Regions from separate parts of the Mus musculus genome. Here region 2 is linked to region 1. A link is a loop called in an ENCODE intact Hi-C map of the cell type or tissue named here. Cell type or tissue: left cerebral cortex. All regions are shown on one strand. Links, peaks and the distances in the headings refer to the core of each region. The heading gives the core; the rest is flanking DNA. Region 1 has its middle 16 kb from the start of Platr21. Region 2 overlaps Morc4 (microrchidia 4).

What was found. Peaks named below come from ENCODE experiments on the same cell type or tissue, not always from the same donor. Only the 100,000 strongest peaks of a DNase experiment are listed, where the experiment ranks them.
Region 2: a loop joins it to region 1, with 5 times the contacts of the local background. A loop is called at or near these places in 9 of 42 quality-filtered maps.

What each region holds. Positions count from the first base shown.
Region 1 is chrX:139,371,437-139,374,242 of GRCm38, reverse strand. No RefSeq gene overlaps it. Among named protein-coding and RNA genes, the nearest start is that of Platr21, 16 kb to the right of the region's middle. In left cerebral cortex, for the core only: a CTCF peak has its summit at 1,387 (motif pointing left); a DNase peak (open chromatin) is centred at 1,392.
Region 2 is chrX:139,831,145-139,833,950 of GRCm38, reverse strand. The region is part of intron 14 of Morc4 (microrchidia 4); the gene reads left to right. Among named protein-coding and RNA genes, the nearest start is that of Cldn2, 32 kb to the right of the region's middle. In left cerebral cortex, for the core only: a CTCF peak has its summit at 1,255 (motif pointing right); DNase peaks (open chromatin) are centred at 1,256 and 2,352.

The DNA.
Region 1 (2,806 bases), core at 61-2,560:
AATAGTTTTAGCCTGAGAGATGAGTGATGTCAGTAATACAGATTATAAAGTGTGGAGGAGAGAAATTGACGAGGACATTCACAAAGTAAAATAGAAAAGCACAGCATGTTCACAGACAGGAAAAAATCAATACTGTTAAAATGTCCCTTATGCCCAAGATAGCTATGAATTCCTGATAATCCCCACAAAGTGCCAGTTACTCAGATCAGTAAGAATGATTCTAAAATTTGTATAGAGCCCTAACCAACATCAACAAAAATTATGCACCAAGTAAAGTAGTCAAAGACATCTTGAACAAAAAGGATGGATCGGGAGCCATGATATTCCCCCTCTTCAAAATATACCACAAAGCATGATGTTAAGATTAAAACAGTCACGTGGAGCGATTGAAAAATACAGATGATAATAGGAAATTGATGCATCTCCAATCAGGTAATGCTCCACACTGTCCGAGAAGACAGAAAAAGAAAGAGGAGTCATACCAATGAATGGTGTCAGTAAATCTAAATATCCACATGGTGATATAAGCAAACCGCAATATTTTCAGTTTTGCTGGGGAAAGTTCCATTGTCATTCAGAAGAATAAATGCTGTGCCCTTAAGGATGTTAAATGTGATGCTCGATACATTGCCCCAGCAGTTAAGAGGACATAGTGCTCTTGTCGTTTGGTCTCACTACCCACACAGGACAGCTCACACCCGTCTGTAACTCCAGCTCCAGAGAATCTCAGACCCCCTTCTGGCCTTTGTATATGCTTGTGCACATGTGCACACCCCCCACACACATACAAATATACATACACATAATTTTTAAAAAAAGAACCCCTTTTTTTTTAAGGAACAGTAATTGTTTGGGGAGACAGATATGCTTAACCCGAGTTAACGTTGCATAATGTATATGTGTGTCTTCATAACAGAGTGCCCAATAAATATGTACATAATTATGTGCTTATGTATATTTAAAATTAAATTCAACTAAAATAAGGGAGTGCATCTGACTAGGGGCACCATATTTTGCCCTACAGGCTATGTCCTGCAAACTTCCAGTAGCTACTGTTTACAATTTATGAAATACCCTTATTTTTGCTTCCTGGGACTAACACCAGAGTCCAGGAGTGCCCAAACACCAGGCATCAGCACCTTTCGAAAGGTGTAGTTCCCTTAGCTGCTAAGATCTGAGAATTGCAGTTGTAGGTCATTAATGCATTTAAAAATCTCCTTTCTTAAAAGGGGCTCTACTCCCTATGCTTGTACCTTTCTGTGTCATTGAGCTTCTGACAAAGATTCCTTCTGTAAATATCAGCCCACCTTGCCTGCATTCAGGGAAATTATTACTGTAGATTTGGGAAAGAGGTCTTTTATACTTAAATAAGGACAGCTGAGGACCTCTGGTGGCTATATATAGTAACAGCAGCCTTTCCAAATGAGATCTTTTAGAAAGAAACCTGATAAAGAAGAAGGTAGGCTATGCCTCACAACCAGGAAATTGAGTTAGATAAATATCCCCTTCTGTCAGAGTTTTTCTATTAAAACAGGCACTATTACCACATTCATATTTCATATGATAAAGCTAATATTCAGACACTGTGGTGTGGTGCTAGCTCTTCAGATTTGTGGTCAAGTGCTCTCTGTGGTATACAAGTCCCTATAACACAAACCTTAGACTTACTAGAACATTTTCTTAGCTCTAGCCTTTCTGTGCCAAGGGAGGAAAATACTTGTAGAATGTGATGCAAATGTGAAATGGTCGATTTTGTGGGCTCTGGGAGAAACTATGCCCTGTAAAAATGGCGATTCCCTCACAAAATGAAGAGAAACACTAGGAAAAGAGTCAGCATCTCTTCCTTCAGAGACAATTAGCTTTGGAAAATTTCACAGCATAGTGAAAGAGTTGAAAATGGCTAGGTCTTAAACCTGGATTGACGGCGGACGTGTGTGTTAAATACATATCAAAGCAGATTCTGGCCTCCAGGTTCTTCTAGAATCCCTCAGTCCCTACCAACTGTTACAGGGTATGGCTGTCATATCTAACTCCCTACCCCTACCCTAAACTTCTCCAGTCCTGGGCCTTGGTTGCCTTTCCCTATCTAATCCAGCCATTTTGGTTACCTGGTCCTTTTGTTCTCCGCTTTACCCTCTTGGTCAGCGGCTTCTCTCCGTTCTCTCATCTCCCCACATCACCCAGCTCAGCATGGCCATGTCCACTCTGGACTCTCCCAGATGTCCCTGTCTCTGGCTGTGTTTTCTTTTTTATCTACAATAAATCTCTCCTCCACCATACCTAGGAGTAGTCACGTCCTTCCTTTTTATTTAGTTATCTTTCACTCAAAAAACACGTAACAGTTTCATTGTTAGACAGTCTTCTGGCTGGCTTGTTCTCAGTCAATACACACACACACACACACACACACACACACACACACACACACACACCAGAGAGACAGACAGAGAGACAGGACAGAGACACAGAGAGCAATTCTGCCTTCTCAATGTATTTTCTTTGAGACAGCTTTCATCTAATATTAAACAAAAATGTTTGTGCGTGCACACAGCGTGTCTCTGTGTGTGCAAGAGTGTGTGCATGTGTGTGTACGATATATATGTGACACAACAATGTGTGTGAAAGTCAGAGCACAACACTGTGAAATCAGTTGTCTTGAACACAGTTTGCTATGGTAGTTATATGGCTGTTTTGTTGTTGTTGTTGTTGTTGGTAGTGTTGTTGTTTACAACTACCTAAAATATTGTCTTTTAAAACAGATGAATGCCTGATGGAAAATAAAAACTCTTGAAATTCTCTTTGGAAA
Region 2 (2,806 bases), core at 119-2,618, 460 kb before region 1:
GTGTAGAAACCCATTGTTCCTATACTTAAATTTATGAATACTAAAGTATACCAAGTATTCACAAGCCTGGGCTATGCTGGCCCTCTGTAAAATCAACTAGTAGAAATGTGTCCTATTAAGTAAAAGATCACTGTTTCCTAGGAAAAAAAATGATCACAGAAGGTTTGTTCCTGTGGAACAAGTCTTTAATCTCACCACCCAGGAGGCACAAGGCTAGTTTGAGACTAGCCTTGTCTACATAGTGAATTCCAGGCCAGCCAAGTTTTCACAGTGAGATCCTATCTGGAAAAAAAAAAAAGAAAACTTGGTGTTTTTTTTTTCTTCTCTCCTTTCATCTCTTACCTTGTCATCAATGTTGTTAGTCCATATATCCTAGGAAGGGGCATGGCTATTTATTTTTGTAGGTATTAGGTGTCTCTGAGGTACTAAAAGACATGACAGCCATCATATTGCCACTAGAAATGAACACAGTACGCCTAAGTGGCATGCCTTGCCTTTCTCTTCCCTACTGTTTTCATTCTGGTAGACTGAACTGCAGAGTAGGCACAGGATTGCTCTAAAAGGTAGAAACGTCTAAAGTGATCATTAGCACGATTCTTTGATAATAGGTGTGAGTTTCTCAGTGCCCTTTTCTTGACATAGAGGCCATAGACTATTGCATAGGGTCCGTTAACCCCTTCCTCCAGTGATAATTGATCCTTTCCTTGTCTGGTTCTTCTTAGGTAAGTCTTCAGCCTCTTATAAACAAAGAATTGTACAGGTGTGCGAGTCCCCTGTACTTCAATTTTTAAATAATTAAACCCTGTGAACAATAGAGGGACATTTAGATCCTCATGAACACGAGCAGATGGCTTCAAGAGAAGATACATTTGTAGGAGTCAAACTATTGAGACTCTTAAAAGAAGTTAATGGCGCCCTCTATGAAAGCATGTAGATCCGTGCTCAGTAAGCAGTAGCCAGATTTAAAGAGCAGCTTAGAAAACTGAAGTTTGTAGCAAGGAGTAAAAAGCCTATAGTCGACCTTGTCTCTGTAGTTTGATCCTAACTTTACCCTCTGGCTATCAATAGATTTTCAATGGCCATTGGAGGTTTAAAGGGGCACACAGGGAATGATTTTGATTTGGAAGCACAATGTTACTTTGGCCTCCCGTTCTTCTGGCTCTCTTGTCTCCTTACACTTTAATGATCACGTTCCCTTTTCTGTCTGCATTTGTAGGGAGATAGCATACTTTGTGCGTGCAGTACCACACTACGCCCACTGGGTGGCACACCTCATCAGCTTTTTATTGGAGTTTTTGTATGAGTCACTGTGGAATGTATAAGGCTTAAGCTGTAAGAGGGCAAGCCAAGTGCTTTGAAAATTTATGCGAAATTCTAATTGGTTGAGAGTAAAATTCTTTCAAGGGTTAAGTGATACCTGATGCTGGTAGTAGTATATGGTATGTAAGATTAGCAAATAATAATTACATCATTTCAGGCTGCATGTATAGTACTATTCAAATTTGTTGAGGCATTTCCAGCTACTTAGACTAAAGCCTGAAGTTCTGCTGAGTCCAAAGGTTGGAGACCAGCCTGTAAAACATACCAAAATGCTGTCTTTTACAATTATTATTAGCAGGTTTTTTCATTTGTAAGTGGAAAATGGAGGTGCTCACAGGTTTAATAAAATATATAGTTTCTGATAAAAGAATATTGATGAAATAATAGTTTAATCAAGAGTTACAAAGCTTTCCTTTGTTGTCAAAGCCTATAGCATAGCAAGAGTCTTTGAGTTATGTAGCCCTGCTTATTAACTGTACCAAATAAAACCTGGTCTGTTCAGGAGCCCTTTAAGAAGTCATACCTGGGGCAGGTTGGAAGGAGCCTCCGTGAAGGCCAGTAGAAATGACTTTATGAGTCTCGAACATCTAACAAGGGGAGAAGAGGAATCACAATACAATAGATTCAGGCAGGATGTAAGCTTTAAGTCATAACCTTCTATGGAAAGACAGCTTGTTTCTGTTAGAGAAGGCGAATCACTTCAGTCCATTCATTCTGCGTAAATTTGGGTGCTCTATGAAAGGTTTTCTTTTAGGGTAGTAATGGGATCCAAGATGATGGAGCAGTCAGTGTTCAATGCAAATCTCTCCAGTGCATGCAAGTTCCCTTACAAATAGTGCAAACTAAGGTCTAAAATAGCCATAAGTGCATCAGCAAAGGAAAGAAGCAATGCTTGTGGTTTCTTTATATATTTTGAATGAATTATGCTGAAAGTTGATGAGTTTGTATTTTAAAATAATGCTTAAAGGGTGCCTCTGTTGCCTAGGAATACTGGTTTTGTTTGGGAGGAGCATGCTTCGGACTGCTCTCATCTCCCCCAGCTTTGTCTTGTGGAAGGTATATTTAGGTAGAACCAAAAGGACTGGCTCTCTCTTCTCCCACTTGCAGGGTAGAGGCACTCACTCTGGCATAGCACGCTGACAAAACTAGGCTTTCATTGGACCAGCTTGAGATTGCTCATAGATCAAAGGATCATTCTAGGCAGAACAAGTCCAGAAAGACTCCAATCCTCATTCATAATGCAGTGACTATGGAAGAAATAGGCTCTTGTCTCTACTTCCACTTTTTGCATAAGGCAAGCCTTACGGTTGAACTTAAGGTGCCTCTACCTAAAGGAACTGACTATCTACAACAAAATATCAAGAAGTTGATGCCTAAGGACACTGCCAGAAATAAAATAGATTATGATAGATGATCATTAAGATGTTACTTATAATTTCATAATACAGCTTACAGACATAAAGTAGCTGGACATTCAGACATTTGG